Regions from separate parts of the Homo sapiens genome. Here region 1 is linked to region 2. A link is a contact called in ENCODE POLR2A ChIA-PET data. All regions are on one chromosome and are shown on one strand. The core of a region is the stretch at or near the end of the contact, and the rest is flanking DNA. Distances in the headings are between cores, read along the strand shown.

Region 1 (2,835 bases), core at 189-2,688, 5.4 Mb after region 2:
ACTCTGGAGTTTGGATCCTTTATTTATTAGCTATATCACCTTGGAGATCACTTAATATTTCTGAGTCTTCATTTCCTCATGTATAAAATGAGGAAAATGACATTACCACCTTCATGGGGCTCTCAAGAAAAACAAAATGAGGTAACAATTGTAAAGAGCCCGATTCACATGCTAACATACACAGTAACTGTAAGCTGTGTTTGTCGTCATTGTTTCCCCACTATCAGCAGGAGGGAAGAGCTCCAGGTACCCTCCTGTTTGCTCCTTCTTGTGGCACCTCTCACCTGGAGTAATGTGGAGGGGACCCACATTAGAATGCCCCTTCCCTGACCCTATGATAAGGTTCAAGCCCTACCCTCTTTTGGGGTATATCTGGGAAGGGTGCTCACCCAGCTTCTAGCCTTCCTTCAACTCCACCTGGACATTGGAGCCAGAGCTGTGCAGCACAGTGAGTCTTAGGGGTGATTTGGTTGCAAGGAGAAACTGCCTGCTCAGACCAGCTAAAGAGAAGTTTATTGCTAGGTTACTGGGATGTCCCTGTGCCTACTTTTTCTCTAGGGCAGCTGGTGTCTCCTCTTACTTGCCTCTATGGACTGGTTTTCTGCCTCAGGAGGTCACCCTAGTCCAAGTCGAAAACATTCCTCAGTTTGCTTGTCTAACGTCAATTAACAAGTTCCTCTGTGCCCTAATTACAAATTCCCCTGAAGAAAAGCAGATTGGCCCCAGTAGGTCAGAGGTCAACCATGGTCCTTGCAGTGGGGAGTCTGGGCTGTGGGTGGGTGGGCATGTTTCATCTCACTGATGGGGTAGACAGGTCACAAAAAGGACACCTGGACAAGTCAGTCACACCCACAGGTGACATAATTTTCTGGCCTTCTGGCAGGAGGGAAAGCCCTCTCCTCCCATAGCCTGCTCTGCCAGGCATGTGCAGACTGAGGCTGTTAGGTCTTCTGGAGTTTGCCAGAATAGACAGCCTTCTGCATCACAGGCCATGCATGCCTCATAAAATCCTCACATGGTTCCAGATCTCTGGATTACACAAACTGATGTTACCTGAACAGGAAGAGTAGTCATATATAGGTGATAGGGGAGATGATTTTAGGTGTACAGTGACACAATGTTTTATACTGATAATTATATGCTGTATTTGGAAAACTTATAACTAAGGATCAAACCCACAATTTCACAATCATTACATAGAAAATTTACTTTCATTATAGATGTAAGTAATAATGAGTTTCTTATAAAAATTTACATAGTATGGACTTGATTTTTTTTTTAAAGTGAAGGTGGGATAATTGAATGATGAAAGTTAAGAAGCCCTGACTGGTGTTGCATACACCAGGGTTCTTACCTGTGAACCTGTGGGAAGACTTCAGGAGGCCTGTGAAGCCCTTGAAGTTGTAGACAACATTTTGGATTTACTTACCGGTCTGCCGTTGTTTGTGGAGGAGGGAGAGTGAGTCATCGCTTGGTTTAGAAATTTAGTGTTGGAACTTTCTGGGGGTTATTTATTAAAGGTTCCAATTTCCTTCCCCAGAGATTTTGATGTAGCAGTGGAAATGGAATCCACGAATGTGCATTTCACATGCATTTAGATGAGGAGTGCAGGTGGTTCTCAGACCTCACATTGAGGAACACTGCTTATCAAGAGTTTCAGGAGACCCCAACGTTGAGAATTCAGTTCTGAGCCATCCCAACTTCTTAGGATTGTTGTGCGGTGGTTAAAACTTTCTTGTTAAGAGTTTTTGAGATCTTTGGACGAAAGGTTTCTGGATAAATTTATATCACAAATTAGTAAGGGTTTCATAGTAAGGTGGCTTTCTTTTCCCTGATCAGTCATTTTGTGGTTGGGTTTGATCTTTTTAGTCCAAGATGCTTAAAAAAACAAAAAAACAAACAAAAAAAACCCACCTAAGGCTCATATTGAACATTGCCATCCTGGAGCTGAAGGCGGTAGAATAACTTCAATTCAGTGTTAGAGAGAGACAATCACAAGTGTTTGTGAGCGGCTACGATGGCCTCCAGCATGGTTCTCAAACAGCAGGGGTGTATCTGTGCAGCAGTGGGATGGGCAGAGCTGGACCTTGCCCTAGACATGCAGAGCAGCAGTTACACTCTTCCATTTAGAAAACAAAAGCCTTTTCTTTTGAATGGATCTTGATCTTTGCATGTTCATAAAGGCCATAATAATAAAACATAAGAATGAAACATTTTTAAGCAATTGCAATGTGTCAGGCACATCACGTATGCATTTTCTTATTTTTCCCGGAACATTATGAAGTGGAGTCTATTCTTGATTGCATTTCATAGACAAGGAAACTCAGACTTCAAGGGTAACTAGGTAGGACAGCCAAGATGACTAGCCTTCTGTCCCTCCACCTCCGCTAGAAATCAAATTACCCGGGAAGGCAATGCCAGGTAGTGGTGGGATTAAGTAGCTTTTGCTCTGCTTAGAGCAGACAGGATGCCAGGAATGAGGACTCCTTGAGGTGGAACTCAAGTGGAAGATGAGTAAACTATATCTTAGAGCTATATTACAGAGCTTCTTGGTATTCTGTTTTTATTTTCCTTTTATTATCCCCTATCTTTAAGGCATCTTAACTATGTTTCTGTGGACCAAGAGAAGAGCGGGTGAATTACTCACACATGGGCCAAAGTGATCAAAGGAGTGCATCTCTCTATTCCACCCCAAGCTAGTTTGGTGTTGGCAGCAGTTGGCAGGCTTCCTAAGGTAGAGTGGTTTTTTTTTTTTTTTTTTTTTTTTTTTAAACTTGGCATTTCAAGGACTGCCTTACAGAGGTGGGAGGTTCTTTTGATGGCCCATAGTAGAGT
Region 2 (2,977 bases), core at 336-2,835:
AATGACAGGGCTGTAAGAGATCCTCCTGAGGAGAACATATATAAGCAAAACCCCAACAGGCAATATCCACACAGGGGTCGAGAAGTGCCAGGGAGACAAGCTGTTATCCCCAGATTGACCTGGGTGTGCCACTTACTAACTGGGAGCTTATATAAGCTTCCCAAAGTTGTGAACTAGAACTAGGACCACTGTCTTAGCTCGGGTTTCCGTAACAAAATACATTAGAGTGAGTGGCCTAAACAACAGGAATTTACTTCTCACAGTTCTAGAGGCTGCAAGTCTAAGATCAAGGTGCTGGCCAATTCAGTTCCGTGGTGAAGGCCCTCTTCCTGGCTTGCAGATGGCTGCCTCCTGGCTGTACCCTCATATGGCCGAGAGAGAGAGGAAGCAAGGTCTCTGATGTCTCTGCTTATAAGGACACTAATCCCATCATGAAGTCTACACCCCCATGACCTAATCAAAACCTAATCACCTCCCAAAGGCCCCATCTCCAAATACCATCACACTGGGGGTCAGAGCTTCAACAAAGGAACTTCGGAGGAACACAATTCTATCCATAGCAACCACCAACCCCACAGGATGAGTGCCGTGATTTACTGGGATCCCACAGGTACACCTCCTTATAAGAATAAGCCTAGCTGGCCCGCTTATTCTGGTAGCGAGTGATGCAAGGATGGTGCCTAGGGTGAATGTAGGTAGAATTCGTCTCCTAGGACCTAGGCTGCCTCTCAGCACACTCAGGACCAACCGATTCTGCACCCTTCTCACCCGCTGCCTACCTCTGCCGAGCCAGAGCATGACTCGGAATTGAACTTTTTCCCTCCAGGGGTATGAAAGGAAACTGAAAACACAAGAGATGTGATTACATGCTGAGCTGGTCATCATGCCACGATCAGACAGTCACACGCCGACCGAGTCCGGTGATTTTCCACCTCTTAATCACGTCCCTGCCAGATTTAAAATGCAATGAACATCAATGAGAATAAATGCTAATAAGGCTCTAACAGGCATTGGATGTCAAGAGGTGAGGAATAAACCTTGCATATTTTGACTGAAAGGGGGTCAAAGAGGAAATAACTGGATACTAAATAGAATTCTTCTATTCAAGAGAAAGGCTCCTTGAAAGGCAGCTGCTCCAATGAGTGACACTCGCTCATTAAAGAATGCATCATTCAATGTCCTGCGGCAACAGAAACACCCAACCCAGTGACACATATCTTTCCTGGAATTTAGCTAATGTGGTAAAGTCACCAGCAAATTTATATCAGGCCTAAATGAAAAAGAAGATCCTTTTCTGACACATGCAATCATTAGAGTTTTAGCTGTACTGAGATTTCTCTAAGAAAACACTGTGGCTTTGGAAATGTTATATCACATGCCTCCTTTAAGCAGCGTTGGCAAAGTTAATGCATTTGTCAAGCATCTCTGCCTCTCCAGGGTCTTGGGAAAGCCTCTGGGGTGAATGGGCCTCAGGTCCATGAATGCATCGTATAAAATCTGCCTGTCTGACACAAAGGGACAGCCTGAGACCAGGGCTGTGCTGCTCTCACAGCTGGTCACAGTAGCTGGCCATGCCTGTCAATGGCCACCATGTACTGCACTCTGGTTCCAGAACCCAGTTCAGCCCTGGCCTGAGGACTCAGCCATTTTCTGGGCTTATGCCTTCAGGCTTACACCCTCTCCAGTGTCTCAGACATTCTGAAATACCCAGTGTGCTGCATAAGGTTTCCTGATTAAAAGAGACTCACTTTTTGAGTTCTAAGGAGGCAGAATGAATAGTGCCACAACTTGAGAATCAGACTGACCTAGATTCAAGGCTCAGCTCCCTCACGTCCTGGCTGCAAGATGTTACTTATGCTAAGTTCTGCTTCCCTCCACTTAAACTGGTGGGGCCAGCACTTGCCTTGGAGGGCTACTGTGAGCATTAAATAAAGAAATACATGAGAAGCACTTAGCATAGTGCTAGGCATATGGTAAGCACTTCCCAAAGGTTAGCTATTTATAACTGGCTTCATGAAAACCTGATTTTTCACTCCATTGCAAGAGTCAAAGTAGCTTGGTAAATAAATAAGCCTCTGGGGATTCTACAAAGCAGTTTGCAGTGAGCAGCCATCCCTTTAGGTAACAGGATTTACCATGAACTGCATACACAGCCTTCCATTACCAATACAAATGAGGAGCCAAGGGGATGAGGATTACTTATAACACCAGAGAGCCCCAAATCATAAACAACCTCCTAAGAAGTTGATAAGTTTACCTCAAACCACAATCCAGATGTCTCCACCCCCAACTTTCTCCTCTTAGCTTAGGTTTCCACCCTGGATGATAAGATGATGATGACGATAATGTCAATGATGATCATCTGAGGCTTTGTAAATACTTACTATATGCCGAGTACCAAACTAAACACCATTCATCTATTCACCCATTTAACCCTCACAGCAACCCATGAAGAAGGAAGGGGCTGTTACTATCCTCAGGTGAGATCAGCACTATCCAATAGAAATATAACGTCAACCACAAATGTGAACCACATATATAATTTGAATTTCTGGCGGTCACACTAAAAAGCAAAAACAGGGAACATTCATTCTAATATTTTATTTAACCCAACATATCCAAACTATCATTTCAACATGCCATCAATATTTTAAAATATTAATGATCTTTCATCCTAAGGCATTGAAATCTTGGTGTTTTATACTCCCAGCACGTCCCACTGTGAGCTAGCCTAGTTTCAGCTGCTGAGTAGCCACATGAGCCTGGTGGTTACTGTACTGGACTGTGTAGGTCTAAAGAATGATAAAACAGGAAGAAACTTCATCAGTTCCTCATGTGGACCCAAACAGTCTGTGTCCACAGCCAAGCTCCTAACTACTGTGCTCTTCAGTGTCTCATTTGCTGAATCCACTGAACCCCACATTCTGCCAACCAATACCCTCCCTGAGCAATAGAAGCTTGATCTTTCCTTATAAGG

What was found. ChIA-PET counts read pairs that join two places held with the same protein, here RNA polymerase II (POLR2A).
Region 1: POLR2A ChIA-PET joins it to region 2 with 27 read pairs in PC-9. The contact joins two enhancer-like sites. POLR2A ChIA-PET finds 5 or more read pairs at or near these places in 2 of 52 experiments (PC-9 and endothelial cell of umbilical vein).

Annotation. Positions count from the first base shown.
Region 1 is chr5:142,818,558-142,821,392 of GRCh38, forward strand. All of the region lies in intron 1 of ARHGAP26 (Rho GTPase activating protein 26), which reads left to right. Among named protein-coding and RNA genes, the nearest start is that of ARHGAP26-AS1, 49 kb to the right of the region's middle. Within about 2 kb of position 1,439, at least 10 of the 41 ENCODE cell types and tissues checked have a DNase peak (open chromatin) inside an H3K27ac peak, as active enhancers do; they include PC-9, where a contact is called at or near this core.
Region 2 is chr5:137,369,410-137,372,386 of GRCh38, forward strand. All of the region lies in intron 2 of SPOCK1 (SPARC (osteonectin), cwcv and kazal like domains proteoglycan 1), which reads right to left. Among named protein-coding and RNA genes, the nearest start is that of SPOCK1, 130 kb to the right of the region's middle. Within about 2 kb of position 1,586, at least 3 of the 41 ENCODE cell types and tissues checked have a DNase peak (open chromatin) inside an H3K27ac peak, as active enhancers do; they include PC-9, where a contact is called at or near this core.